Linked DNA regions of Homo sapiens: region 2 is linked to region 1. A link is a loop called in an ENCODE intact Hi-C map of the cell type or tissue named here. Cell type or tissue: mammary epithelial cell. All regions are shown on one strand. Each heading gives the region's core, and the rest is flanking DNA. Links, peaks and the distances in the headings are about the cores only. Region 1 overlaps LINC02595 (long intergenic non-protein coding RNA 2595). Region 2 overlaps MIR222HG (miR222/221 cluster host gene).

What was found. Hi-C counts contacts between places; a loop is a spot of excess contacts. Peaks named below come from ENCODE experiments on the same cell type or tissue, not always from the same donor. Only the 100,000 strongest peaks of a DNase experiment are listed, where the experiment ranks them.
Region 2: a loop joins it to region 1, with 2.9 times the contacts of the local background. A loop is called at or near these places in 7 of 110 quality-filtered maps.

The regions. Positions count from the first base shown.
Region 1 is chrX:45,834,426-45,850,552 of GRCh38, forward strand. LINC02595 (long intergenic non-protein coding RNA 2595) reads right to left here. Exons shown (of 3, transcript NR_125365.1): 2 at 14,950-15,047; 3 at 13,649-13,788. Among named protein-coding and RNA genes, the nearest start is that of LINC02595, 9.0 kb to the right of the region's middle. In mammary epithelial cell, for the core only: a CTCF peak has its summit at 9,311 (motif pointing left); no DNase peak of the experiment used is centred there.
Region 2 is chrX:45,750,607-45,766,733 of GRCh38, forward strand. It overlaps MIR222HG (miR222/221 cluster host gene), which reads right to left. Exons shown (of 2, transcript NR_170290.1): 2 at 1-16,127. Among named protein-coding and RNA genes, the nearest start is that of MIR222, 12 kb to the left of the region's middle. In mammary epithelial cell, for the core only: no CTCF peak of the experiment used is centred there; DNase peaks (open chromatin) are centred at 7,865, 8,645 and 12,205; H3K27ac peaks cover 7,253 bases.

The DNA of each region.
Region 1 (16,127 bases), core at 5,042-13,041:
TTCATTAACATAATGATGCAACTCCAGTACACCCAAGAGATATATCTGCACTCCCATGTTTATTGCAGCACTATTCACACAACAGCCAAGATCTGGAAGTAACCTTAAGTGCTCAGATGAACAGATAAAGAAAATGTGGTACATATACCCAATGGAGTACTATTTAGCCATGAGAAAGAATGAGATCCTGTCATTTGCAACAACATGGATGGAACTGGAGGTCATGTTAAGTAAAATAAGCCAGGCACAGAAAGACAACCATTGCATTTTCTGACTAATACGTGGGAGCTAAAAATTAAAATAATTGAACTCACAGAGATAGGGAGTAGAAGGATGGTTACCAGAGACTGGGAAGGATAGTGGGGGGTTGGAGGAAAGTGGGGATGATTAATGGGTACAAAAAATAGAATTAATAAGACCTACTATTTGACAGCACAACAGGGTGACTACAGTCAAAAATAATTTTTTTGTTTTGTTTTATTTGAGATAGAGTCTCGCTCTGTCACACAGGGTGGAGTGCAGTAGGGCAATCTCGGCTCACTGCAACCTCTGCCTTCTGAGTTCAAGAGATTTCCTCATTCAGCCTCCCGAGTAGCTGGGATTATAGGCACCCACCACCACGCCCAGCTAATTTTTTTTTTTTTTTTTTTTTTGAGATGGAGTCTTGCTCAGTCACCCAGGCTGGAGTGCAGTGGTGTGATCTCGGCTCACTGCAAGCTCCGCCTCCCGGGTTCACACCATTCTCCTGCCTCGGCCTCCCTAGTAGCTGGGACTACAGGCACCTGCTACCATGCCCAGCTAATTTTTTGTGTATGTTTTTTAGTAGAGACGGGGTTTCACCATGTTAGCCAGGATGGTCTCGATCTCCTGACCTCATGATCCACCTGCCTCGGTCTCCCAGTAATTTTTGTATTTTTAGTAGAGACGAGGTTTCGCCATGTTGGCCAGGGTGGACTTGAACTCCGTACCTCAAGTGATCCGCCCGCCTCAGCCTCCCAAAGTGCTGGGATTACAGGCTTGAACCATGGCACCCAACCTAATTTTTGGTGTTTTTTGGGGTTTTTTTTTGAGACAGGGTTTGGCTCTGTCTCCCGGGTTGGAGTGCACTGGCGCAGATCAAGGCTCACTGCAGTCTTGACCTCCCGGGCTCAAGTGATTTTCCCACCTCAACCTCCCGAGTAGCTGGGACCACAGGTGTAGCCACCATGTCCGGCTCATTTTTCTTATTATTTTTTATGGAGACAGGGTTTTGCTATGTTGCCCAGGCTGGTCTCAAACTACTGGGCTCAAGGGATCCTCTTGCCTAAGCCACCCAAAGTGCTGGGATTACAGGCACATTCCACTGTGCCCAGCCCAAAATAATTGTACATTTAAAAATAGCTAAAAGAGTATAATTGGATTGTCTATAACACAAGTGATAAATGCTTGAGGTGATGGATCTGCCATTTAATTTACCCTGATGTGATTATTACACATTACATATCTATAACAAAATATCTCATGTAACCCATAAATATATGTACCTATGTGCCCATAAAAATTAAAAATTAAAAACTATACTCAGAGTTTAAAAATAATGCAACTCCACATTTTATGCAATCAAATTTTAAAATCTCAATTATAGTTTTATGATGTAGTTTTTGCTGAAACTGGATGGGGGAGCTCCAACCAAACTATTAAAACTTGAGGCCAGCACGGTGGCTCACACCTGTAATCCCAGCCCTTTCGGAGGCCGAAGTGGGCAGATCACCTGAGGTCAAGAGTTTGAGACCAGCCTGGCCAACATGGTGAAACCCCATCTCTACTAAAAAATACAAATTTAGCCAGGCATGGTGGTGAGTGCCCATAGTCCCCAGCTACTCGGGAGGCTGAGGCAGGAGAATCACTTGTACCCGGGGAGGCACAGGTTGTAGTGAGCTAAGATCATGCTACTGCACTCCAGCCTGGGCGATGGAGTAAGACCCTGTCTGAAGAGAAAAAAAAAAAAAAAAAAAAGGCCGGGTGCAGTGGCTCACGCCTGTAATCCCAGCACTTTGGGAGGCCGAGGTGGGTGAATCACAAGGTCAGGAGTTTGGGACTAGCCTGGCCAACATGGTGAAACCCCATCTCTACTAAAAATACAAAAAATTAGCTGGGTGTAGTGGCGGGCAACTGTAATCCGAGCTATTCGGGAGGCTGAGGCAGGAGAATCACTTGAACCTGGAAGGTGGAGGTTGCAGTGAGTCAAGATCGTGCCACTGCACTCCAACCCTGGCGACAAAGTGAGACTCCGTCTCAAAAAAAAAAAAAAAGAAAAGAAAAGAAAAGAAAAAAAAAAGAAAAAAAAGACTTGAGTGTGAGAATGTGATGAGACTTCAGAGATCAATAGTCCAACTCTCGGCCGGGCGCAGTGGCTCACGTCTGTAATCCCAGCACTTTGGGAGGCCGAGGCGGGTGGATCACTAGGTCAGGAGTTCAAGACCAGCCTGGCCAAGATGGTGAAACCCTGTCTCTACTAAAAATACAAAAAATTAGCTGGGTGCGGTGGCAGCCGCCTGTAATCCCAGCTACTCGGGAGGCTGAGACAGGAGAATCGCTTGAACCCCGGGGGGCGGAGGTTGCAGTGAGCAGAGATGGCGCCACTGCACTCCAGCCTGGGCAACAGGTGAGACTCTGTCTCTTTAAAAAAAATTAAAAAAAACAGAAAACAAAAAACAGTCCAACTCTCATGTTAAAGATGACAATACCTAAGTCCAGACCAATAAAAAGGATGTGCCCAGACATCATAGCTACTTAGAAGCTAACTGGGGATAGAACAGCAGCCTCCTCACTTCTAGTTCAGCCATCTGATTCCAGCATCAGGCAAGTCCAAGGTCACATCAATTCAGGGTCAAAGCTCTTGGTGAAATATTGTTATTTTTATGAATATATAAATATATATTTTTTCACTGATAGTGATGGAAAATCACCAATAGTGATAAAAAATACAGAACACTAGGTACTCATTCACTATGACCACATAGGTAGGAAAAATCTGTTACAATCACTGGGAAGAACCGCTCCCCTCCTCACCTTGCTACACACACACACACACACACACACACACACACACACACACACATACACTATGACTGTACCTGATGTTCACCAGCACAGGCAGAGCAGGACCACATGTCAAAGAAGCAAGAAAGGTTGTGGCATTTGAAATGTGTACGTTCTAAAATTTCCATTTAAAAGCCAGCAGCGACTGTCACTTAAATCCCAGCAATCAGATTATGTCTGAGTCTCGAGGCCTTCCTCATAACATGGATAAGAAAATGCATAGTATTGGCCGGGCCCGGTGGCTCACACCTGTAATCCCAGCACTTTGGGAAGCCAAGGTGGGCAGATCATGAGGTCAGGAGCTCAAGACCAGCCTGGTCAATATAGGGAAACCCCGTCTCTACTAAAAATACAAAAATTAGCCGGGCATGGTGGCGTGCACCCGTAGTCCCAGCTATTTGGGAGGCTGAGGCAGGAGAATCGCTTGAACCCAGCCCAGGAGGCGAAGGTTGTGGTGAGCTGAGATCACACCACTGCACTCCAGCCTAGGTAACAGAGCGAGACTCCATCTCAAAAAAAAGAAAAGAAAATGCATAGTATTATCATATATATTGGTGACTAAAGGAAGAGATCCCACATTGCCCTCCCGGGAGGTAAAGAAAGAACAACAGATGATCCTATGCATGGTTTGTCAACAGGGCACAAGGTGTTCAATCAGTGCGCATGGCATTTTACTTTCCTCAGCTGTTCTAAGGAAAAATATCATCTGTTCTTTCAATCGTGTACAAATCTGAAGCATTGGGATTAGCTGAGACGGCCACACCCCTTCCTCTTTAAGAAATTCATTAAGACTCTATTGTCTTTCCCCATTATATTTTCCTGGTCAAATACCTGCATGCACAGCTGCGCTACTGGATAAGCAAAGATGCTTCTGCAACCATAGATGTTGACCTCTGTGCCCAAGCCTACATCCAGAAATCCACCATACTGACAATGCCATGACAGTAAGAAAATTTTGATTACATCATTAATCAGGAAAAAAACAGAATATTTTTATAAAACATATAATTCATCCTAAATATTTTCCAATGTAAGGATTAGTATTCAAATGATTGGAGAGTAATTGATTACCATCTAGTCCATCTTAAATGTGCACATTCTAAAATCTCTTTTAAAAGCCAACAGGCTGGGCGCAGTGGCTCACACCTGTATTCCCAGCTGTTTGGGAGGCTGAGGTGAGCATATCATTTGAGGTCAGGAGTTCAAGACCAGGCTGGCCAACATGGTAAAACCCCGTCTCTACTAAAAATACAAAAATTAGCCAGGTGTGGTGGCAGGGAGGAGAATCACTTGAACCCAGGAGGCGGAGGTTGCAGCAAGCCGAGATAGCACCACCGCACTCCAGCCCAGGTAACACAGTGAGACTCCGTCTCAAAAATATAAAAAATATAGGCCGGACGTGGTGGCTCACACCTGTAATCCCAACACTTTGGGAGACCAAGGCGGGTGGATCACCTGAGGTCAGGAGTTTGAGACCAGCCTGGCCAACATGGCGAAACCCTATCTCTACTAAAAAGAAAAACACAAAAAGAAATTAGCTGGGCGTGGTGGTACACGCCTGTAGTCCCAGCTACTTGGGAGGCTGAGGCAGGAGAATCCCTGGAACCTGGGAAGCAGAGGTTGCTGTGAGCCGAGATCCCGGCACTGCACTCCAGCCCGGGTGACAGAGTGAGACCCTATCTCAAAAAAAAAAATAAAAAATAAAAATATATAAAATAAAAAAATAAAAATAAAAGCCAACAGTAGACTAGGTCCATTAACATCACTCAGTGTGGCACCTAGGGCTTGTAAAACTACCACCTTGAATGTATTAGTTGTTTCTCTGTCACAGCCTTCCTTCAATGTAAATATACTTGTTAGCTAATAATCCCTTCCCTCATTGAATTTAATCATTGTCCTACATGGCTGTTTTAACAAATATAAGATCTACATTTACTTATGCTTTTCATATAGCTTTTGCCGGTATTTTAACCTTTCACAGGAGGATGTGTGGGTTTGTTCGCTTTCTCTCTCTCTCTGTCTTTCTCTCTCTCTCCCACCCCACTCCCCACAACAGAGACATAGTATAGTACATATAGACCATGTTTTTTTGTTTGTTTTTGTTTTTGTTTTTGAGATGGAGTCTCGCTGTGTTGCCCAAGCTGGAGTGCAGTGGCACGATCTTGGCTCACTGCAAGCTCCACCTCCCAGGTTCACACCATTCTCCTGCTTCAGCCTCCCGAGTAGCTGGGACTACAGGTGCCCACCACCACGCCCGGCTAATTTTTTTACTTTTTAGTAGAGATGGGGTTTCACTGTGTTAGCCAAGATGGTCTCGATCTCCTGACCTCATGATCCACCTGTCTCAGTCAGCCTCCCAAAGTGCTGGGATTACAGGTGTGAGCCACCGTACCCGACCCAGACCATGTATTTATACATCAGTAAATGTAACTTACAATTCACATTATGCATCATGTTGGCAGTATAGTATATAAAATGTTTTATGGTTGCTTATGACATCAAGCTCTTTTTTTTTTTTTCCTTCCCTGAGACGGAGTCTTGCTCTGTCCGCAGGCTGGAGTGCAGTGGCGTGATCTCAGCTCACTGCAACCTCCTCCTCCCAGGTTCAAGCAATTCTCCTGCCTCAGCCTCCTGAGTAGCTGGGACCACAGGAGCCCGCTACTACACCCGGCTAATTTTTGTATTTTTAGTACAGACGGGGTTTCACCATGTTGGCCAGGCTGGTCTTGAACTCCTGACCTCGTAATCCACCCATCTTGGCCTCCCAAAGTGCTGGAATTATAGGCTTGGGCCACTGCGCCCAGCCAAAGCTAACTCTTTTGGAAAAACAAAAATTAGTGTCTTATTTTAGTCTGTTAAAATACCTTGATTTGATACATTTTTAATTGATAAAAATATTGATTTCGTAACTCAAATTGTTGTGGTCCTCTAAAAATATTTAACTATGACTACTATCTGAGTTTATGTTGTCATTAAGTAAACAACAAACACTACACAGAATCCAATAAGGAAATGATCTACACACAAGGCATGGTGAGATAAAAACTCAATCTTCTGTTGAATAAAATGAAAAGCATGAGCATGCCATAATAAAAAATTTGGAAAAGATAAATTAAAATTCCAGAGGGGCAGGAAAAAAATTCTATTTTCACCCACAAATGGCACAGCTGTTATTTCAGCAGAGGATTACTCAGGTTGTGGATTTTTCATGCCTCCAACTGTGTCAGCAGCCAATCTAGGACTGGCAAGAGGCAATGAGAGTTCACTTAGCGGTCATGAGGGGTCTTAAGACCCTGTAAGTGCCTCCCATTCTTTTATGCATTTTGGTCACTTCACAGTACGGCTCTATCTCTAGGATTAGTAGAAATGGGCATGAATGAGGTGAAATTTACATCTGCTTTTTTTTTTAACTGCTTCTAACAACTCTACTAAAACATTCAGATGTACACTGAAGCCAAGTTCTGGAAAAGCTAGAACTTATTCATGGTTATTATACTACCTCTTGAAAACTAGGATCTCTTCATACATGTTTTAGCATATTTCAACTGAGTTCCTGCGTTGTATACTGTAACTATACTTTTTCCTAATGTAGTCTAGTCCTCAAAAAAGGTTCCTTTCATGGGTGGTGTATCAGAGACGTTTAAATTCATGTTTCCACTCTGAAGAGTTTGTAACAGCTGGGAAAGCACACAGACATTATAATTGGGTAAAGGACTACTGTTTCTCAGTAGGAGAATATCTTAAATTTTCACACATGGCGAGGAAGAACATAGATGAACAGTCCCAATCTATCAGATCTCTTTTTGTTTCCTGACACTCTCCTCTCCTAGAAAATGCCTTTTAAATCGGAGGATAGAGACAAATCAATGGCAAATACTTGAGGGTGCTTCACAATGAGAAAGCCCCCAATTTCCAAGGCTATATACAGCAGCTTCCAGGATGAAGAGGAAAGGTGTTGTTCCCTTTTCCAATACTGAAGAGCTCCTTCCTCATCCCATAGCACCACCAGTGGTATTTCCACTAGGCCAGCCCAAATTACCAATGCCAAAAGGAAACTGGGGCTGTCTTAGATATGCTTCAGATTAAAAAAAAAAAAAAGCGGGGAGAGGGGCTGAGGATTTGAGAGGAGGGCCAAAAGAGGATGCTAGGAACCACAGAACCATCTTGGGCTCATGTTAGGTGCAATTAAACCCATGAGTGAGGGCCACAACTGTGCACCCCGCTGCTGATCTAAGTGGAATAAACCTCCTTGGCCCAACCTGCTCTAATCTCCATTCCTGCTCCCAAATAAGTGTAGTAGATTGCTTGCAAAAAGGCTTCAATTATTCTCTTCTCTCTATCCATGTTCCTTGCAATGTGATTATATAAATAGCTCCTTCCATCAAGAGATAGAACCTACTTCCTCACCTCCTGAATCAGGGCTGGCTTTAAAGTGACTTGCCTTGGCTAACAAATTCAGAGGAAATAATCTTGTGCCAGTTGCAAGTCTAGGCCTCAAGAGGCCTTGGTTGCCTCTGCACTCTCAATTAGAACCTGGCCAGCCATAGTGTGAACAAGCTCAGGCTAGCCTGGTTACAGATTAAAGACCACAATGTCGAGCAGAGAGGAGCTGAGGCCATCCTAGAAGAGACAGCCTCCAACTCACACAGCAGATCACAGACACAAGTGAAGGTGGCCAAGGTCAGAAGACCTGCCCAGATTGAAAGAACCATCCAGCTGAGTCCTGCCCAAATTGCCAACCCACAGAATCAAGAACTAAATAAATGGTGGTTGTTTAAAACCACTAAGTAGACCGATATTGTGATGAGCTGTTAAGCAACAAAATCTGAGCACAGATGGGTTCTCCATGAGTTCATTCATTCCATGAACATTTATTAAATATCATTTGTTTTCAAGTAGTGCCCCAGTAGTTGCTGGGGGTATAATAATTAATATGCATTACTGCCTGCAATTATGAATCACTTCCTCCAACCACACTAAATGAGAGATGAATAACAAGATCTACTTAAAGAAAAGGAAGGCTCAAAGAGGCCACTTTTCAGCTGGCTTTTAAAGGAAAACTAGTAACTTGCCAGGTAGACAGGCATGAACATCAGAAATAGAAGAAACAGCATGTGAAAAGCATAGATGCAGGAAAGAACTCAAGGAATGTTCTAGGAATGGAAAATAGTTTAGGACAGATGGAGTGTGGGGAGGAAATGGCAGATGATAGAGCAGAGAAAACAGATTGAAGGCAAATAATGAAGAGTCTCACATTGTAAATCATGCTTAGGGATTTGAATGCCTCTTGTAGGCAGTGGAGAGCTACAAATCGTTTTTAAGTAAAAAACAGCATGATTAAATCTGTGTTTTAGGAAAAGAAAGCTGATGACAAGTGGAAGATGGATTAGAGGCAAGAGTAGAATCAGGGAGATCAGATGGGAGGTTATTACTACAATCCTAAAGGGGGATTAAAGAACCAGAACCACAAGGTAGTGAATATGGGGAAGAGGGGATGTCTATGAAAGATGTTTCAGAGAAAGGAGAAAGACTCAGCAGCTTTGATGACCAACTAAGTATGAGCTGTGAGGGTGATAAAAGTCATGCAGGAGAATCCGGAACAGTGCCAAGAATTCTACTTCAGAATCCTAGAGGAATGGTAAATATATTAATTAGGGTGGGAAAGCAGACAAGCAGACTGGAGAGGAACAACACATGTTTCATATGAAAGGCACCTGTGGGACATCCAGAGGGAGATGTCCAGGAGGCAATTAACAAATACATACCTGCAGCCTGAGTTGAGGGATAGTAGTGGGAACAGGCTATAAAGATGTGGGGGTTGAGGGGTCTGAAGGGTCTGAAGAACATGGGGCAGTGGGAGGGGACATTTCAAGACATCAAAGTGACAGAAAATGCAGACCTTTCAAGAAAAAGATGAAGAGAAAAAGCTAATGAATGGCAGGATCTTGAGGTGCTAAGGAAAGCTGCAGCACTGAACAGCAGTGACTGTCCTTGGGGATAGAAGAGGGGAGGGGGAGAATCATTTGGCAAGCATGGATTACAAATAGAGAAAGTATAGATACCCATATATTTTGCCACATTCTTTCCTACAGAAGAGTTATCACTGAGCTCTTCCCTATGGTTCTTCCCAATCTAGAGGGGCCCCGAGTGGAGGCCACTTGAGTAATAGCATCTATGCCCATATAAACATATAAACATACTTGCTTCAAATCCCTTTTCTGCCACCTGCTGCAGAAAAGGTGTATATCACCAACTTCCACACTCAAGGCACATATTTGAAATATGCTTATAGTTAATTTACTATATCTTCCAAACAGATTGTCTCCATATGTTTTCAGTTACTAAAAACAAGGTTTTTAAAAAATAACCCCAAAGTAGGCAAAAATTTCATAAACAGAACACAAAAAACAATAGCCATTTTAAAAGGCAAAAATTGATCACTAGACTTCCAAGTTATCAAAAGATTCCATTTAGACAGTGAAAAGGCAAACCAGACTGGGAGAAAATATTTGTAACATATGTATTTGGCAAAGGACTCATATGCAGGATATAAAAGAACTTTTACAAGAAAAACCAACCAACCAAAAAACAACCCAACTCAAAAATGGGCAAAAGATTTGAAAAGGCACTTCACAAAAGGATATATCCCAGTGCCATTAAGTATATGAAATAGTACTCAACATCATTACTCACCGGGAAATATAAATTAAAACCACAAGGACCACCTCACATCCATCAGGATGGCTACTATCAAAGAAACAGAAAATAAAAAGTGTTGTTGAGGATGTGGAGAAACTGAAACCCTTATACACTGCTGGCTGGAATGTAAAATGGCTTGTGCCTGTATTCCCAGCTACTCAGAAGACTGAGGCAGAAGAATCACTTGAGGCTAGGCATTTGAGATCAGCCTGCGCAATACAGCAAGAAAAAAAAATTAATTGCCTAGGCATGGTGTCACATGCCTGTAGTCCCAGCTACTTGGGAGGCTGAGGAAGGAGGATCACTTGAGGCCAGGAGTTTGAGGCTACAGTGAGCTATGATCATACCACTACACGCCAGCCTGGGCAACAGAGTGGAACCCTATCTTTATTTATTTATTTATTTTTTGAGAGACGGAGTCTGGCCCTGTCACCTAGGCTGGAGTGCAGTGGCAGGATCTTGGCTCACTGCAACCTCCGCCTCCTGGGTTCAAGTGATTTTCCTGCCTCAGCCTCTCTAGTAGCTGGGATTACAGGCACCCACCACCACACCTGACTAATTTTTCTATTCTTAGTAAAGATGGGGTTTCACCATGTTGGTCAGGCTGGTCTCGAACTCCTGACCTCAGGTGATCCGCCCTCCTAGGCCTCCCAAAATGCTGGGATTACAGGTGTGAGCCACGTGCCCGGCTGACCCTATCTTTAGAAGCTTTTTAAATAAAAATAAAAATAGAATTACCATATGATCCAGCAATTCCACTTCTGGGTATATGCCCAAAAGAACTGAAAGCAAGGACTTGAAGAGGTTATCTGTACAATAATGGTTCAGAGCAGCATTATTCACAAATAGCCAAAAGGTGAAGACCCAAGTGTCCATTGACAAATGAATGGATTAACAAAATGTGGCATATACATACAATAGAATATTATTTCTCCTTGAAACTGCTAAATTCTAATACATGCTATAACATGGCTAAAACTTGAGGACATTATCTAAGTTAAATAAGCCAGTCACAAAAGGCAAACGCTACATGATCTAGCTTATATGAGGTGTATAGTCAAATCCACGGACACAGAAGGTAGAATGGTGGTTGCCAGTAGCTAAGGAAGTGGGACTTGGGTAATTACTGTTTAATGGGTACAGTTTCAGTTTTGCAAAATGAAGAGTTCTGGAGATGAGTGGTGGTGAAGGTTAGATAACAAGTTGAATGTACTTAATGCTACTAACCGTACACTCAAAAACAGTTGGCCGGGTGCAGTGGCTCACGCCTGTAATCCCAGCACTTTGGTGGGCTGAGGCAGGTGGATCACCTGAGGTCAGGAGTTCAGCATCAGCCTGGCCAACATAGTGAGACCTCATCTCTACTAAAAATACAAAAAATTAGCCAGGCATGGTGGTGCCCGTCTGTAATTTCAGCTACTTAGGTGGCTGAGGTAGGAGAATTGCTTGAACCCAGGAGGCAGAGGCTGTAGTGAGCCAAGATCGCACCACCACACTGCAGCACTCTGTCTCAAAAAAAAAAAAAGGTTAAGATGGTAAATTCTAAATATACATATTTTCCCACAATTACAATAAAATACGTTTTTAAAAACCCACAAAGATACCACTGTACACCCAGCAAAGTAGCTAAAATTTAAAAGACAGATAACACCAAGTGTTCATTAAAATGTAGAGCCACTAACTGGGTAACACTCATACACTACTGGGGAAATTTAAGTTGGTACAACCCCTTTGGGAAACTGTTTGGCAATATCTACTAAAGCTAAATATGTGCCTACCTATGACCCTACAATTCCTCTCCTGAGCATATGTTCAGAGACATGATTGGGCATGTGCACCAAAAGACATAAGCAAGAATGTTCATGGCTGCTTTATTCGTATTAGCCCCAAACTGAAAACAATCCAAAGAGCCAACAGGAAAATGGAGAAACAAACTGTGATATATGCATACAATGGAATGATTCTCAGCAAGAGATTAGAACTACTGATATGCACAACCTTGTGGATGAATCTCATAGACTTTATGTTATGCCTATGAAATTCTAGTGCCTGTCTATATGTGTGAATGAAAGACACACACAAGAGTTCCCACTATATGACACTATTTATACGGAACTTACAAGACAAAACTAGTGGATGGAGTTTTTTAAAAATCACAATGTGGTTACCTTCATGTTGGAGGTACGATGAATTCTGAACAGAAGGGGCAAGAGGAAATCCTCTGGAGTGCTGGAAATCTACATCTTGACTCAGGTGATGGTCACATGGTATACACGCATGCAAAGTTTCACTGAGGAGTACACTTTATTTATTTATTTATTTATTTATTTATTTATCTTTTTGGAGACAGGGTCTCATTCTGTCACCCAGGTTGGAGTGCAGCGGCACGATCTCGGCTCACTGCAACCTCAGCCTCCTGGGTTCAAGTGATTCTCCTTGAGCAGTACACTTTAGACCAGTACCTTTTACACACTTTATTATGTATGTTATATGTCAAAAGTCAAATATCTCTAAAGCACCTAATGGCTCTACAACAAATATACTATAATTCAAAAAAGGAATAAAATATCAACCTTGTTCTTTTTCTTTTTGACTGAGGAGACTCCATTCCTGTTAGATATTTTGAGGGATAATTAGTTACATCCCAATTTCCTGAGTCAGATAATGAATCTAAGTCTCATGCAGTGCAAACTTACATGTTCCTAAATGTTCAAGAGCTTTCCTGAAGCCACTCCTTATCCATGGAGTCTTTAAAGTGAGAACCCTTCAGTATTTAGTGCAATCTACACTTTCTGAGTCTGAGCTCCCTGTTTGCTTTCTACTGGTAAGTGTTCAATTTCTTTTTTTTCTTTTTTTTTTTTTTCTTAAGAAGGGATCTCACTGTCACACCCAGGCTGGAGTGCAGTGGCATGATCGTGGCTCATCACAGCCTTGACCTGCCAGGCTCAAGGGAGGCTCCCACCTCAGCCTCCCGACTGTGTGGGACTACAGGTACACATAGCTACAGGTGCACATCACCACGCCTGGCTACTTTTTGTAATTTTTTGTAGAGACAGGGTGTTGCCATGTTGTCTAGGCTGGTCTTGAACTCCTGAGCTCAAGCAATCCTCCCATCTCGGTCTCTCAAAGTGCTGGGATTCCAGGCTTGAGCCATCGCACCCAGCTTCCATTTATTTTTTAAGCTTCAATAACAGCATCCAAGTTTATTTAACACCTTCATTAGCAGGGACGAAACAAATCCCTCCTCAGCTGTAAGGCAGAATGTCGAGGTAACACCACAACCAGCACTGTGATAATTGTGCACCCCATCCCACCCGTTGCATCTGCACAAAGAGAAAGCTTCATTCTCTTGAGCGGCCATTTTGATGCCTGACCCTTAACACGGCCAGCACAATAACTTTAGCATCCGTGTGAAAGTACCAATAGCGGTGGTAGGCGCTGGCTCATGCCTGTAATCCCAGCGCTTTGGGAGACCGAGGCGGGAGGATCACCCGAGGTCAGGAGTTGGAGACCAGCCTTACCAACATGGTGAAACCCCATCTCTACTAAAAATACAAAAATTAGCCGGGCCTGGTGGTGGGTGCCTGTAATCTCAGCCACTCAGGAGGCTGGGGCAGGGGAATCGCTTGAACCCGAGGTGAAGGTTGCAGTGAGTCGAGATCATGCCACTACACTACAGCCTGGGCGACAGAGACTCCTTCTCAAAAAACAACAACAACAACAACAACAACAACAAAAAAACATACCAATAGCTATGGCCTACCATTCCCAGGAAAGAAAGTAAAAGCCCACAAAGGTAAATATTTTCTTCCCTTTGGCGTCTTCTGCCCTTCATTATAAAGAGTTGCTCAGTTGTTGAAAAAGGATCTTAATATGCAAAACTTTACATTTTAGTGAGAATCAAAGGCAAATTCTTTTGAACTGTGTCACAACGAATAACATTACAAACATGTCTCTCATCAGCACATAACTCGTCCTTATTTTAGTCAAGCAGGCAAATTAGTGGGCCTGTAAAAACAGCAAGGTAGTAGGAGAAAAATCATCAGAAGGTTAATAGCAGAAGGGCTTGGTTTAAAAGAAGCCTCCTAATGCATCTGTATTCTGATCGGTGTTACGTCAATTCAACAGTGAGATGCAGTTTTATTAAAAGCTGATACTTGGCTGGGTGCAGTGGCTCATGCCTGTAGTCCTAACACTGTGGGAGGCCAGGGCAGGCAGATCGCTTGAGCCCAGGAGTTAAAGACCAGCCTGGACAATATGGCAAAACCCTGTCTCTACAAAAAATACAAAAACAACCCCGGCGTGTTGTGGGAGGTTGTAGTGAGATGGAGATGTAGGAGATGTAGGATGTAGGAGATGGAGGTTGTAGTGAGCTGAGATCCTGCCACTGCCCTCCACCTGGGTAACAAAGCCAAACCCTGTCACCAAAAAAAAAAAAAAAAAAAAAAAAAAATTTTTTTTTTTTTTTGAGACGAAGTCTCACTCTGTTACCCAGGCTGGAGTGCAGTGGCGCGATCTTGGCTCACTCCAAGCTCCACCTCCCGGGTTCACGCCATTCTCCTGCCTCAGCCTCCCGAGTAGCTGGGACTACAGGCGCCCGCCACCACGCCCGGCTAATTTTTTGTATTTTTAGTAGAGACGGGGTTTCACCGTGTTAGCCAGGATGGTCTCGATCTCCTGACCTCGTGATCCGCCCGCCTCGGCCTCCCAAAGTGCTGGGATTACAGGCGTGAGCCACCACACCCAGCCAAAAAATAAAAAAAATTTTTAAGCTGATATTGTTATTGGTTCATGCAGGTGACTCTGTTAACATTATCTCAAATGAAATTATTCAGAACAATTGGCAGTTTTATGTAGTTTCAGGAAAAGTGTTTTGAAAAGCAGATATCAAACAACTGGTTAAATGCAAAGCCACATGGTCACAATGGAAAAACAACTCTTTTAGAACAGTAAAAAGTCATGTAATATAATGACATGCAGAATTTTTATTTAAATACATTGTCAGAAATAGATTAGACCCTGCTTCTCCTCGGAGGTTACCTCAAAATACATTTCACTTCATAGAAATTTATATAAGTGTCAAAATATTGAACATAAGAGCAAATGGGTTAGTACTACTGGAATGCAATAATTATAAAGCTAGATAGGTGGATTAATTGTCCTACATACCTGTGGTTTTTCAGATTCCTGTGCTTGCTTACTCATGTACATTTGACTCTTTCAGAAACCACTTCTGGAAGCTCCCGGTCTGGCTTCTACACTGCCACCTGTAGACATAAAAGAGAAATAAATCATGTATTATTCGTCAACAATGCATCTTTTCTAGGCATCTAACGGGGACATCTGGGGAAAAAGTGGCAAAACATTTGCTCCAAAAGACAAAAATGTTCTTTCTCCTCTGTGTTGAAAATTCCTAAGGCGTCCTTCTCCCCAATGGTATGATAAATTATTTGATTAGAAATTGAAACATATGTAAGTCTCAGATCATCAACTATACACCACTCTGAGCCGATCATTAAAGAGATGGAGTCGCAGAACTCAACTTACAGCCATTTCAAGACCTGTCGTTTAAAATTAAAAGAAAACTTCACCGCTTTGTTCATCTGTAATTCAGAATTCTGTAAATTGACACAAAGAAAGATCAGGGGCGATTCAGGCTAAGGTTACTTTACCACAAGGTTGTAAGATGTCTATTTAAAATAACAGTAATTCTAACCTGAACTACAGTTTTGTCCAATCCAAACAGCAGTTTGGTGGGGTATTTTCATCAAAATGCCCTATCCTTGATTTGAATATGAATGACTGCGGAAGGGTCTTTCTGAAACCCCACGGATTTTAATACAGGTAGGTCCTTTTTCCAAAAAAAAAAAAAAAAAAAAGTCAGGAAATGAACAAACAGGAATAAAAATTCATGAACAACTATCGGCAAATCCAAGCAGCCATGAGACGTGCGAGTGTGTGTGTGTGTGTGTGTGTGTGTGTGTGTGTGTGTGAGAGAGAGAGAGAGAGAGAGACAGAGACAGAGAGAGAGAGAGAGAGAAAGAGACAGAGAGAGACCGACCGACAGACACACACTGAGATTTCTGGAGTTAATTGCGAATAACCGCGCCGCGAAGCTTTTTTACCTCCTCCAAGTCCCACAGTCTACCTAGGACAAGTAAGCCCGGCTCCAGCACCTTAAGCCAAAGACACAAGCACCACCACCTCCACCCCCACTACCTAGGCGAGACAGCGCCAAAAGCCACCGAGCGTGCACGCCAGCCAGGCCCGCTACCCCGCAAACCCGGGAGCTTCTTTATCCCCAGCAGAGATCCGCCCCACTTACCAGTAATTTACTTTAACGCCTC
Region 2 (16,127 bases), core at 4,396-12,395, 84 kb before region 1:
GGTGAAATTATGCTAGAGGAGAAATCAGCCTTTTAAATACAGGTGTCTAATTAAAGTATGTTCTTATGAACTTGGATTCCTTCTGTGTTATGTTATGTTAGAGCAACTGAGCCAGGGTATCACCATAACCGGGCACGTGGTTGAAACCCGTCCAGCTCTTGCATACCTGAGATCCTGTGACTACACTGACCAAAAACATTTATACCAGCTGATGGTCACTTGATTCTCACATCTCTCTATTTAGTAAATTGCTCCGCAAGCCAACTTGAAGACTGAGGTGAACATTCTCTGGGACGTTCCTGCTGAAGACATTTTTTTAAAAGACATTGCCCCTGCCAGATAATTCTAGTCTGAACAGGCCTCAGAAGGGACTGGTTGGCACAAGATCCTAAAACAAGCTTCTAAAGGTGAAACCACTCAGAGCCCATAAAGACAGACTCAGACTAGTTTTTTAAAAACTAATATTTAACAATTAGGTGCATGCCTTTAATCCTTCTCAACGAAAAACAACATTTTTTAAACAATCAATAGATGAAAACATGAAGCATTTTACTCATTGCAAACACTCAGAGGAAAAGGATAGTTTTAACCTAAGTAACAAACAGTCTTTTTATGGACAAGTTTCAGAAATTAATTGCCCTAAATCCATGTACATATATATCTCTCTTTGTCCCTCTCCCCACACTCTGGAAGAAAACCCTAAGGCATTCTCTACATACAATGTCAGCAGTGTGCAACGATGGTGAGGAATTCTTGTCGTTTTTAAATAAAAGAAAGAGGAAAATAATTTGCATTCCATCAATGATAAGTAAAAACAAAAGAAGGACGTCAAAATAAAGTAACTTCTCTGAGCTTGTGAATAGCAGAAAAACCAGTCAGTTCTCTCAAGAATTCATGACTTAGAGACTTATTTAGTGACAATTAACCCATTACTACTCTATACTATTACCGAGGCCTTTCTGTGGATTTGGTCTCATTTTTAAGCCTTGTGCTATTTTCTAAAGGCATCAACATCGCACATGTCTACCATTGCAACCTTCATTTATAATCAGATCTCTACCAAGCCTCTGCTTTTGGCACTGTACAGAACTTCTTTTGTCATACAATGTTCTTATGGTACAAAATTCTTTGTGTCGTCTTCCTTGAATCTTCCCATCAAGTTTCCCTCTCCTCAGATGGACTGATGGAGGAGCAAAATTCGGCTTCTGAACACTGCCTGACAAGCACTTCCCTCCCTGCAAGGCCCAGCTCTCTTATAGGATGCTAAGGGACCTTCCTGGATTCCTCTGGAAAGTTAGCTGCATACTACTGGGGGCTGGTTCCCAGATCACTGAGTCTGTGGTCTCAGCCAGAAACACAAGACACATTGCTCTTCAATTTGTTTAGAAATGTGTCTCCCTGTGAGAATATGTGCTCTTTGAGGGTAAGAATCAGTCCCATAATTTTGAGATTCCCCAGGTACCAGCATAGTACACTAGATCATAGTCACCTTTTAGTAAATATTTGTCAAATAAAGAAATGTGAGTGAATAGACAGTAAAATGCCTGACACCTATACTGATACATTTCAAAAAACAACAAACACAAACACACACACACACACAGTGGAAGACTATCTCCATTCAGGGAAACTCTTGTATTTCTTCATCCTTTAAACATTTCTTGCTTTCTCTCTTAGTTTTATGGTAGCTTTCTGTAAGATTTGTGGGTGCTTATAAGATCATGCTATTTGTAAAAGAGTGTATGTTCCTTTTAACAGAAGTATGGACTAGTGAAAGCACTGTCTTAGAGTGTGTTTGTGTACCATCACAGGTTTGTAGCACAGAAGGGTCCTCAGGGAAATAAAATCTACTCCAGTAAAATGATAAAACTAAGACAAATGAACAGGTAATGAGGGAAGACCAGAAAGAGAACATCCATATATACAGTTTCTTTTGCTTATGATGGTTATCAGAAGCTCAACCACATTAGGTATCAATTATTATGAGTTCTATGACAGTATGTGGACTTTTAAAATTAAGTGGCTTATATAAATAGCTCACACCACAATGGAAGAGAAAGGAAGATAGTTAGCAGAAGAAGTGTGAAGATTCGGAAAGACTAATAAAAATGATTTTTAAATGATGAAGGGCTAAATGTATTTCCCGCAGATGCTATTTGATGACCTATCAGGTACAAAACACACACACACACACACACACACACACACACACACACACTTCAGCAAAGAGGAACAGGATGAAAACATGGATTCTACTTGTGTAACAAAGAGAAAATGGAAACGCTAATTAAGATTTTTAAAGAAAGAATGTTCTAAAATGTGTTAAACGAAGGGAAAGAGGGGAAATAGATATTTTCAAACTACGAAGAAAGACTACAGTATAAAGACCTAACCTACAAGTCCAGTATTTGCTCCCAGAGTGGCTGCCACACAGTGGACGTGTGATCAGTTCTTCAACAGGTTGTAAGGAAACCTCAACTGTTTTGGAGGAAATAACTCGGTACACCCCAAGGACCATGCAAAGCCTTGATAATAGCACAACAGCATCCTTCTACCCCTTCTTCTCTCCTTATTGGTTGATGCTGGACTGTATTTGTGCTGACAGTGGAAGGTTTTTTGACAACGTATGGACAGTTCTATAGAGCAAAATATAAGTATCTAGAAAAACAACATCAATATAATTAAAAATCAGATTAAAAATTAGGATTCAAAACACTAACAAAGAGGAAAATGGCAAAATATCAAGCACTCAGCTTACAATTGGAGATGGTCTACAACATGACAGTCTGGAATGTAAAAAGGAAGCAGGATATTGAAGAGGGAGCACCACCGCAAGTGAGAAAAGAGCCAGGGAGAGAGACGTCAGTCAATACACCAGAAGAGAAAATGGACATAGGGAAGCCCAATGCCCAGATACTCATCAATGAGGCAAGAGCTTCATGGGCGCCCACTATTATTAACTAGGTAGAATAAGAAGTTTACCAGGTAGGGAAAACCAGAAGGTGGGGAAGGGAAGGAGGCTGAGGAGTAACTCTTGGAGGTTTAAAAAAAATGTTAGAAAAGGTGAGCATCCGGAGTCCATGACAAAGCGAAGATTATTCATAGGCCTGGGCAAAGTCAAGAGATGAAGGAAGGAAGTCTTTCTTCCTGTGCGGGGTGGGGAGAGCAGCAGCAGCAAACTTTATCACTAGGTTGAAAGGGGAAATAACAGAAACAAAACTGCTGTTTGTATTGATGGCAGTCACACAGGGGAAATCTGGTTCCTCTTTCTATGAGTGAAGAAAGAGGTCAGGGGAGGTACTTGGCACTAAAGGATGATATAACCTTGAAAGGACTGGCTCAGGGAGGACAAGAGAATGGTGTGTGTGTGTGTGTGTGTGTGTGTGTGTGTGTGTGTGTGTGTGAAGGGGAGACCTGGTGGAGTGTGAATGGCAATATGCTATGGGAGTCGTTTTCACTCAAAAAGGAATAGCAAAACCCTCTCATACAGAGAAAATGACAGGGCGCAAGGAGCTCAAAAATGAAGAGGAGCCTTCCACTTCTAACAAGAACACACTAGATGTAAATTGGCAATGCTGAAAGAGCAGTGAGTCCCAGAGCCAGAAGGAACTTTCCTAAGGTATCCAGCCCGTGGATAGTCTAAATGTCCCACGTAGATGTGACAAGCCAGGAATGATCCCAATTTACCTAGCTCCAGAATTGCCTGATCTTCTTCTTGACTCAATGCCCCCAACCTCACATTCATCCCCTTGCTTCCCATTTCTAGCTAGTAGGTAACAGCACTGAGCCCGTTCAAATTTCTCACAGACAGTCTCTATTCATTCTGACATTATCTCTCCAGTAAGTCCTACTCTGGTTATCAAACTTTCTGTAGTCTGGAGAACAAACAAATCCCTAATATGGTCATTCTTTTCATGCTGAGAGATCAAACTCATCCTATTACTGGGATCAGTAATAGTAAATGCAACCCTGACACCGACAGGAGAGAGTCGTCAGGTACATTACCACTTTTCTTCACAGCTGCCCCTATGAATGCCATGAAGGACCACGGAATTAGGGATGGAATAAATTCGAGGATTTGATGAAAAACAAAACAAAAAAATAGGGCTCCCTTTGATTGTCATCCTTAGACAAAATTTGATACTCTTTGCACTACCATATGATTATATCCCCTGATTTTCTAAGATTAAAGTCCATTAGAGTTAGAAATTGGAACTCTCAAGCCGAAGTCAAGAAAACAAATCATGTCTGGTTTTAGAGGTGCCAGAATGATACAATGGACTTTGGAGACTTCGGGGAAAGGGTGGGAGGCGGGTGAGGGATAAAATACTACAAATTGGGGCTGCGCGTGGTGGCTCACGCCTGTAATCCCAGCACTTTGGGAGGACAAGGTGGGCGGATCACAAGGTCAGGAGCTCGAGACCATCCTGGTTAACACGGTGAAACCCCGTCTCTACTAAAAATACAAAAAATTAGCCGAGTGTGGTGGCGGGTGCCTGTAGTCCCAGCTACTCAGGAGGCTGAGGCAGGAGAATGGCATGAACCCGGGAGGCGGAGCTTGCAGTGAGCCGAGATTGCACCCCTGCACTCCTGCCTGGGTGACAGAGTGAGACTTGTCTCAAAAAAAAAAAAAACTAAAAATTGGGTACAGTGTATACTGCTCGGGTGATGGGTACACCCAAATCTCACAAATCACCACTGAAAAACTTACTCATGTAACCAAACACCACCTGTTCCCCCAAAACCAACAGAAATTTTAAAAAATTTAATTTAATTTAAAAGAAATCAATATATGAAAAAAGAAAAAAAAAAAAAAAAAAAAGAAGTGCCAGTCGGGACAGACAGAGAACTCTCAGGAAAACTGCTCATTTTGCCAATACATCAAATAGTTATTTAAAAAAAAAACAAAACATTTTCTAAAGTGTGTTAGAGGGCTAGTGAAGAGAGAAGGCCATCGAAAATGATGAAGAATAAGGAGGAGAGATGTACAGGCAACACAACCAAGGAGAAAAGGAGGATGCCAGACATGGGTCAATCTTGTTAGCTAAGTAAACCTCAATGGTATCTGCCTCTAAGCTCTGTTTGGTGAGTCTCTGGGACCCAACTAATGATGGTTTAGTGTCCTTTAAAGAAGAATTTAAAATAATCCAGTACATAGGATTTCTTATTGTGCAACTTTCCAATTCTGAAGGAAGCTATAGGGCAACTAATGTTAACTAAACTGCTATGTCTCCCTGTTGGGTTTGCAAAGCCACTCAGTACTGTGTGATCAGTAACCCAGGAACAAAGAGGGCAGTCACACAGTAACATCAACACCCACTGGGTACACAGAGTTGCCCACTTTTCATGACTCTTCCACGTGTAAGGGTCACAAACTTGGGAAGCTGGTGGCTGTGTTATTACCCATTTAGAAACGGGGAAACAGAGGATTAGAGGGAATTATCATCTTGAACATCTCATATTTTTAAAAAGGAACTCTAATAACTACCTGACAAATTGGTGAGTGAAGAGTCTTAGCCAAACACTCAATGACAATAGTTTGAGGAAGAAGCAAAGTGTAGTAGTTAGAATGGTGATTTCTGAGCAAGAAGATGGGGGCTCTGTATTCCTGGCCAAGTAGCTTGGCTTCTCTGGGTCTCAGTTTGCTGCCAAAGCAAACGAGGATAATACTGATCCTACCTGTAATAGGACCATTGAAAGGATTTCACAGGATGAGGTTTATGAAAATACTTTATAGTTAATAATTCTACATCATATACCTGAAATTTGCTAAGAGAGAAAAATCTTAAAACGTTCTCACCACAAAAGATAACTATGTGAGGTGATACATACGCTAATTAGCTTGATTGTGGTAATCCTTTCACAATGTATACATATACCAAAACATCATATTGCACACTGTGAATATATACAATTTATTTGTCAATTATACCTCAATACAGCTGGAAATACATAAATTTTCATGCACTGTGTAAATATGAGAGATTTATTTCTCCAACAATGATAGAATCTGAAAGTGGGGATTTTCATGTCTTATCTTTGCAATCTGAACACAGCAACTTTGGATGTCTTAGCCACATTGCACGGTAGACTGCTACAGTAAGTTTGTTTAAGTGCTAATGCTTAGAAGTCGGGCAGGCAGCTGGAACCACCATGCTGGAAAAGATACTTCCTGAACCACTTGTTCAAATGCTTTGTAAACAAAAGGGACTAAAGAGATCCCATTTATTATGTTCACTGTTTAACTTTGGTTTCTCATCTGTACTAGAAGGTCGTATTTCTGTCCTCAAACCATTAAAACTCTATCAGGTTCCCCCCTCCCCCCAAGAAATGCTGATTTTGCCAAATAAGGGCATTTTAAAGCCTTCCATCTACTATAACAATGATTTCTTATTTTAAGTTTTTTTTAAGAATTAAGGAATAACTGACATACGATAAACTGCACATATTCAAATTGTATAATTTGATAAGTTTTGACATATATACACCCATGAAACCATCAACACAAGACAGAAATTATCCACCAGCCCGGAAGTTTTCTCGGGCCTTTTTGTAACCCCTTTCTTGCCACCCCCATCTCCCCTACCCCAGGTAACCACTGATCTGCTTTCACATTTTCCAGAATTCTGTATACATGGAATCATATGATATGACTCTCATGGGTTAGGGTCATCCATGTTATTGAAGGTATCAATAGTTCATTCCTTCTTATTATTGAGTAGTATCCATCATACAGATACACCACAATTTGTTTATCCATTTACCTGTTGATAGACATTAGGATTGTTTCCAGCTTTTAGCTATTACTAATAAAACTACTATGCATATTCACGTACGAGTCTTCAGGTGAGCACATGCTTTCTTTTCTCTGGGAGTGAAACAGCTGAATCATATGATAGGTGTATGTTTGACATGTTTGTATCATTTTACATGAGAGTTCTAAATCCTACACATCCTTACCAACAGTTGGCATGGCTGGCTTCTTAAATTTTAGCCATTCAGATAGGTGTGTAGCAGTACCTCACTGTGGTTTTGACTTGTGTTTCACTAATGACATTGAAAAGATTTTTTCTTGTGCTTATCTGCCATTTGCGTATCTTCTGTGGTGAAGTGTCTGTTCAAATCGTTTACCCATTTTTAAATTTTGTTTTCTTATTATTGAAAATGCCATCAGTTTTAATGAGTGGAGCAAGACTGGTAACTGAGAACTGCAACAAAATTTTACAATTCATGATACCCAAGAGGATAAAAAAATTCACAAAGATTATTTTCCAAAACTTGTGTGGAGCGAAAATATTCTCCAAATGTTATGACAAATCTGAACTTCTTTTAAAGCTTGAAAAGGATTTAATGATATTTTATCAGTATTGCTGCTAAGTCTGCACAGGTTCAGACTATTAGTAAACCAAATAAGCATATTTCGATGTACTCTATCGGTACCCAAACCATCTTAACCTCTCCTTCGTGCATTAGTTCAATTACCCAAGCATCTATCCCTAAGCCACATTTCACACTTTGCACTAATTATACTCTAATCCCATAGATTCCATTTTACTAATTATTTCTTATGTCAAATTTGTGCCCACATTCAAAAGGTGATGAAGGCCAAAACCTCTATCGCATTTTTTTATGTCAACAGTAACAGATAAAATGTGATCTACAAGCATGAAGATGAATTCTCCTTTCCGATCCATAGAGAATGCTAGATTTGAGGGCACCTACAGGCTTTGAGGAAAAGCAGGCCCCATTCGGTTGTGTAGAGCCATCGGTTCGTAGCTCAATTGTTACAGTTGATGTGGGTTTCCTTTTAGATGTCTGGAAAATGACTCTGCTGACCACATCCACATTCTGAAATACTTTTTGAGAACTTGTAACCAAACTGCAGGAACTGACTCATTTTGCAGTGCCCAGCCACCACACAATTGTTCCAGAACAGACTCAAGTCAAAGGGAAAAATATGAAGGTCTTAGAACACAGACAGCAAGTTGTCTACTTATATGGGGGGACAACCGGGGGAAATCCCAGAGCACATGGGGCAAAACGGCTCAAGCCCCGGACCAATCTTAGAGGAAGGACCAAACAGAACTCACCACTTCGTGGACAACACATGTGTTTTCCTCAAAGCAAGGGGGTCAGAGGCTGGTAGAAAAAGAAACTTAATGTCTATCTCTTAGACACTAATCTACACTTAGAAAGTAGATTCAGTAGAGAAATGTCTGCAGAAGACTCGGGTTAGATGTTGTCTTGAAAGTCCATTCCTGAATTCCTTGTACTCCCAGCTCCTCTGAGATGGGATGCTCAGTAAGTCAGGAGTATGCCCCTTGTCTTACAGGAGATAAGCCAGCAGGGACAGCATGTCCAAGATGCTAGGCAGAACTGAGGCTGACACTTGAGCTTAGGACCAGAAATTCTCTGGCTCCCCTGGGGCTTCTGTACATCCTCTCCTGGTCCATTTTTACATCTTTCTCTTAATTCCCAATGTGTCTCACCCAAGGGGGTCAGTTTCCCCATGATGTCCCAAATCTTTCTCCCTCTCTCAATGCAGACTTCTTACCTAAGGGGAGGATGAAGAGGAGCAAACTAAGCTCTCCTCCACACAACACTCTATGTTCCCAAATTACTCATTTCTCTACCCCACAAGTGAAACTGATTTAGTCAGTCAGTTTCAGCCAAAGGCGGTGAGGAAATCCGGTCTTGTTGAACTAAACTATAAATGACAAAACCAATAATAACTCTTTTCTGCAGGTGGGTCCCTTGCTAAAAGAATATGAGGGTTAACCCAACCCAAATCTATCATTGACTAATAGAAAGGCTATGTGATAAGAATTAGGTATAGAGTCTCAGGCAGTATTTCAAGTAAGATAAACCTGGACGACACCTATAAAAGGCTATCAAGCCCCTTTCTAAGCCCTGTATGTTGTCGATATAATTACATATACATTTTATGTCTGTTCTCACCCGTGCAATGTCTCTTAACATGTAAACTCCCAGATGACAGAACTTGCCCATTTCCTTAGATTTAGTAAGGGGCATTTAGTATCCGAGTATAATAGTGAAGTAATGACAGGGGGCTGCAATCAAATTATGGCAATCAACTCTACCTTTAAGAAATTACAAAAATGTTTTTAACACAACTTTACAAGAGAAAAGGTACATAAAACAATTTTACCCTTCCCACCTGGCCAATTGCCTTTATTTTTCCACACTCTCTTTGTACCTCCAATAAAATAAGTACTGTATAACAAGACTTCTTAACCTGTACCAAACAGTAAGTTTTCATACAGAATTTTAAAAAGGAGCTTATCATCTGACTGAACATAAAACTAAGAATTATTTTAAAATGAAAGCACTTTAAACATGGATTTAAAATCCCTTCAGTTCAAAATTCTAAACTGCTTGTTACTGAGTGCAAAAATCAGCAAAGATATGCCTTATGGAAGATGAGTTTTTGGCAAATTTAAATCAAATCAAAACATTCCACAGTTAGACATTCAGGTACCCCACATCTCTCTGAGGAGTAGATGTGATAGGAAGAATTGCCCACTTTGCGCTTTTTAGCTGTAATTGTGCTTCAAATAGTTCAACTTTATCTATCTTTGCTAAGGTTTTCATAGCATAATAATTTAAATTACAAAAGTAGCATTTTACTGCAAGAAGGCCTTACACGGCTTGTAAACACTCCAGTTATGAGGCACAAGGGGCTCGACTCTCCGGGATCCCTACAATAAATCACATAGACTCTCAGAATACCATCTTCACTCTCTCTAGTTATCATTTCCTACCTTCCAAACAGCTTCTTACTGTGGCCAACAGAGTCCTACCTGATCTGCCATGATGTGTCTCTTGGACACACAAAGCCTGCTCCCGTCTCTACTGCAGTTACTTTTTTATTTTCTCTGCCTGGAATCCTCTTCCTCCAGACACTCCCACAGCTGATTCCTCACTGGCCTAATAACATCAAAGAGGCCTTCCTATTAGCCCTGGTTAACGTCGCTCTACCCCTGATCCCCAGGTACTCTCTCTCTGACACAGCTTTATTTTTCTCCGCAGTGTTTACTAACACCTGCCGTATACTTATGAGTTCCATCACCATCAGCCTACCCGCTCCATGTGAGCGGGGACTTTATTCACTGCTGTATTACCAGACCCAGAACTCTCTAAGGCACATGGTAGACATGGTAGATGTATAATATATTTTTGTAAAATGTACATTTCCCATGTGGTGTCTTAGTCTGTTGTGCTGCTATAAGCTTATGAAATTTAGTTGGCACCTGAGACAATTTTTGTTAACACCTTACCAAAACTCCAAACGCCTCAAGGGCCAGGTGGACAAGAGCTGTAGGAAAGTGATCACTCCCCCAGCAGTAAAAAAAGAAAGCAGGAAAAAGAACAGTTTCTCTATAATCTCCCTGCTACCCATGCATAGCAAATAAGGGAAGGTCTTTTGGAGTATGGATGTCAAACGGAATGGGGAGAAAGGTAGATATTCACTGTCATTATCAACCTAACTTGTCCTGAGGCCTCCTTATTGGTTTTAACACAGAGAGAGAGAAGAGCCTTGAAATACTGAGACATTCTTTTAGAGTGTGAGTGATTTTGTTTTTGTTTTTAAATCTACTTCAACATTTTCTTCCCTTGGGCCATATATACCCACTAATAATGTAGACTTCACATTTCATGCTGAAAGACAAAGCATTTTCATTGCCTTTGCTGGTATGGTCAAACTTGTTTCAGAAAATGCACAGGTATAGTTTGTGCCATTGAAGACAACTTGAAGAGTGATGTCTTTCAAAAACTATAGGAGGTGATATCAAGATTTAAATAACAAGTAAAGATAATGACTCTGTCTTAAGGAAGCGTATTCCTAACTGCAACATGGAGACGAGTAATATTTTTTGAAAGAATAGTAGTATAAATTCCAAAAGCCCTCCCCTATGTTCATTCCTCATTTTCTATATATTTACTTAGAGATATTTTCAAAAAGTCATAATAAATTTGATTGAGGGCATGGCAACACTTCTTACCTTTAAATTAATTAAAATTCTATTTTAAAATTATTTTTGAAGACATCTTTGTGATGGCCTTTGTTGTCTCTTAATGTTCTTTTATTATAAGCGTAGGCAGGTGAAGCAGCAGGAGTAGAGAAAGAACAAAGCAATCTGTAACTGGTTGTGATCATTAATTGTAAACGCTACTGCACTTAATATCTTTAAACAAGGAAATTATTTGAAAGCATGAGTGCTCTTAGATTATATTTACTGATACGTTCCCTACTATGAACCCTTCTTCCGCCAACATTAAAAAGAAAGAAAGAAAAACCATTTCTCTGCACTGTTTTTCCCTCACAAGCATTTTCTCCTCTCACTTTAAAAAAAGAAATGCAGCTCCCAAAGGAAGATGCTTAAAGACCTTCATGAGTGTTGTGAGTGTCTGTCTGTGAAATATACGTTGTCTCCAAAGGGACAAACAATCAGATACAAGATGCAGTCAGTGAGGTGAAAGGAACATAGAGTGAGTTTATTGCTTCTCCTCTCCCGTCCCCTGATGGACTCTCACTCCCATCCTTTCTTTCACCTATTTGCAGGTAGATGTTGAATGACTTATGCGAGAGTATGGACAAATGAAGGAATGAACAAACAAAGGAAAGAATGAAGGCCGGCATGATTAATAAATCCTCCAAGAGCAGGCTCAGTCCAAGGCCAGGGGATTTTTTTTTTTTTTTAAAGAGACTTCCAAGCACTCTGAACCCACGGGCTAGGATAACATGCCCTCATCTTCTAAGTCAAAATTCTCAATCTACATCAGAAAGAGGAAATTCTCAATGTGAAACCCCTTTCCCATATTCTGAAAATTAAGTCCACACCCAAACATAAGGTTTTATGCACATAGATGGCTTCCTGTACTTCTTTATCTAGAAGTTTTACCCCATCCTCCAGAAAATATCCAGAACTAGATGGAGATAAAGAAGAAAAATATTAGTAAATACAGATTCTTACACATTTCATTTTTCTATGGATTAGTTCTATACCAGCAAGAAGGAATTTCCAGAAAGGTTGATGTAAGTGCATCCCTAGGACTCAAATGCTAACATACTTCTCCCTCCCACCCCCACTTTCAAGTGAAAACATTAGAGAAAAAAATAGGGGAAGTTACATGATTAAACTTGTTAGTATATGAGATCAACTGAAAACAAGGAATTCCCCTCCTGGACTGCAGTGGCCTAATTAAAACTCATAAAACACAAATGACTAAGACTGTTCCCGTTGATTTGTGAAATAAAAAGCAGAAAAAGTTAATTTTGTATTTCAATATTGACAGAGGTAGGCCTAGAAGACGTGACACTTTACAGAATAGAAATGAGAAGACCATTTCCGAGACTTTCAGGTTCAGTCAACTTTTATTCTGCTTTCCTGCCAGAAGTACATGTACTTACCATCTGTACTGGCAACAGCCTATTTGGATTTAGATTCTGGTTCCATGACAGATGAGTGGCCCTAAGTAAGTTCCTTTACCTCTCTGTGCCTCTGTGTGTTCATCTATGAAATGGGCATGATAATTGCACCAATAGTTTGTCATGAGGAAAAATGGGTCGATGCAGGTAGAGCCCTTACAACAGTGCCTGTCCAGAACATGGTAACTGCACAATAAGCGACAGTCACCATCATCAGTGTTTTGCTTAATCTGATGTGAAAAAAAGTCATATCACTTAGCATGGATCTACAGGCTTTAGGACTAAACTGAAGAAGTCTGTTCCTAAAGGGATTTTGGAAGGGAATGCAAGTGTGTTAAGCACCATTACTCCAGGTCCCACAGCATGTGCTTTACATGTGTTATCTCACACAACAAACCTGTGCACTACTTCTGATGCTCTACACTCTGGGGCTCAGGGAAATAGCGGAGTAGCTTACTCAGCTAGCAAGGGGCAAAGGGAGCTTAAAGCACAAATCTACTTATTTCCAAAGCCTGGGCCTCTTAGGGAGTAAACTACTTCAATGGAGGCTGTGAATGGACACCCTCTTGGGGTCATGGGTACCACTTTCACGCACTAACACTCTCTGGAAAATGTCTGAAGCTTTCAAGATTTTTTTCAGGTAATCCGAACTCTGAATGTTCCCTGCAAAGTTTTGCCGGGCGTGTACATATTTACTGTTTCTCTCAACTTTAAGAACTCTAGTCTCACTTCAGATATATTATACAAATCCTAATCAAGAAAAAAAAAAATCAATGGATTTTCACTTTTAAAAATCTTTCTTCCCTCTCCTTTTAGGAAACGCAGAAAAACTAAGCTTTCTTTCAATACCAACACCAACAATGGGCTTTCAATACCATAAGCACATCAGGGGAATTAAACTCTTCCATGGCAGAAAGAGGAGATAATTTAAAATGAAACCTCAGCCTACTCTTCATAGTCTACCTTAAATAGTTATACTATGTTTTTAAAAAGCAAGTTATTACTTTAGTAACCATTTAAAAGAAAGTAACTAGAACTATTTTGTTATAAAGCATAGCTAAGAAAACAAAATGTCCCAATCATTATATTAACTTACAAAAGCATACTAAATTCAACTTTTGTATGTATCTAATCTGTTCCTTTAAGAATTAGTCTAGGCCAGGCGCGGTGGCTCACACCTGTAATCCTAGCACTTTGGGAGGCTGAGGCGGGCAGATCACAAGGTCAGGAGTTCAAGACCAGCCTGGCCAACATAGTGAAACCCCGTCTCTACTAAAAATAAAAAATAAATAAATAAAAAATAAAAAAAAATTAGCCGGGCGTGGCAGTGTGTGCCTGTAATCCCAGCTACTCGGGAGGCTGAGGCAGGAGAATCACGTGAACCCAGGAGGTGGAGGTTTCAGTGAGCCAAGGTCACACCATTGCACTCCAGGCCGGGTGACAGTGCAAGACTCTGTCTCAAAAAAAAAAAAAAAAAAAAAAAAAAGAGAGAGAAAAGAAAAGAAAAAAAGAACTAGGCTAAAGAAAAAAGATCAACTAAAATGATGCATTTACATAACCACATTGTTTATAGTTAATAATATATGTGGGGGTTTTTTTACTTTATGTTTTAGATTGCCCTAAATATGTTGGAAAGAATAAACTAGAATAAATATGGGGTTGAAAAACAAGAGGTTAGAGTTGAGGATTTTAAGAACTTGAGTCAGGAAATATTCAAGGTTAAATCACTTACAGTCTTTAATGTGTAGAATAACTGTTTAATAATTGATTTATTTTTCAAATGAAAACAGTAGGAAGTAGGTAGGTTTAACAGGTCTTACTCCCAAAACATGTCATATACAGTTACCCAGTTGTCTATTTAAATTGAAGGTAGTTCATAAAATGCAAGTGTTTACTTTGCATGTTCTCCTTAGTAACTTAATCTTCTGGATTTGTTACCCAATGATTATATTCAAACTTGGCTCAATTTCCCCTCCTGAATGAAGACGTCTATTCTCCAAATTCAGACTGTATAACCAGTACAGCTTGTTTAAGAAAAATAAATATGATAACTAATAGTAAAAAAAAAAAAAAAAGGCAAAAAATCATTTATTTACAGCAGTCTGAGATTGATAGGAGGGAATGAGTTAGAAGATGAGCATCAAAAAGAAATAAATCTAGGACCTTTAAATGTATTCAAAGAAAACAATACTGCTAGTGTCTAATTAAAATGTCAAATGAATAAATAAGTAAGACATACAATATGTCAGACAGAGGCAAGTGCTAAGAAGAAAAATTAAGCAGGAAGAAGGATAGAAAGCTGGGGAATAGAATGGGGAGGTTGCCATCAGTTTGAAATGAATTTTTTTATCCCTAGAAACATATAGGGACTTGAGACATGCCTTATATACATTTTTTGAGAAGTACTGTTAAAGGTATCCTTTTGTGAATTCAAAGAGTCATGCAGCTGAAGCTCCATGGGCTGCCTGATTTCTGCCAAGAGGCTCTGCTGTGTCCCAGTGTAGTTCCCAAGCCAGGGAGCTCACAACCTTGGAGGTGACCCATGCCCTCTTTATTGATTCCACACCTCCTGCTGGGTAAGGGGTCTAAGGAATGTCTACAAAAACGTTTTTCCCACTGTTCAAGGAAACTTCCTTAGGGTTAAGGAAAGAGTTATTTCCTATGTCTTAATTTTTCAAGATGAAAAAGTCGGGCTGATTTACTGATGGAGATCACCTTGGGAAGCCTGTGAGGAGAGTTCAGACCCCTGGAATTCCTACACTCCCACCCAGGAGAACCTGTTATAAGCATTCAACCACAGCCCCGGCTAATGACCATAGTGGTGATACCACCAGCTCTTGATCGTAGGAGGTATAGGGTGACTATGAATAAAGTAAATCACTCAAACACCCCCTCTGACTCAGTTAAGAAGTCCAGTGCCACATCTCCAGTCCTCTCTTGTACCTGCATCAGAATCATTAAGAGCAGATTGGAGCTAGACTGTCTGCTTTCAAATCTTGGCTCCGCTACTTCCTGTATACTGTTTTTGTGAGTTAAAGAATTTAATAAGTGTAAAGCAGTTCCTACCAAAACGTGTCTACTAAGTACCTACTATGTGCCAGACACTGTTCTTAGATGCCAGTGATTCATTTAGAATGGTACCCGGCATATAATATGAACTCAATGTATGTCAGTAATTATGGGTCCACAAATGCTTACCTGACACTCAGATTGATTATTATTATTATTTTATAAAGGTAATAGGTTGACTATTCAATATAGTATATAAACCTCTAGGGGAGTCTGGAACAATACTCCGTGATCAAACACATTAATACTTCTACAGTAAAACATACAAAGATTCATTCTGAGCGAGCTAAACAAAGACTATCATTAGCTTCACATCAGTTCAGGTCAGGATTTGCTGCCAAATTTGTTACATGAAAATCTTTTGATTTTCAGAGCTTTTTGGATTACAGAAGAGATGGTGGGCATATATTTATTAAGAGACTAACCCCACTGAAATCTTTTTCTTTCTAACTTCAGGAGGTTCTAGCAACCAAATAAATAGTTAAAACTATTTAGGAGTAGGAAATAGGAAGACCTTCAGACATGGAAAATCAACAACTGCATAATTAAGCTATGCCAAATATTAGTCTGAACAATCCCTCTCCTCAAATACAGTGCTCCATAGATT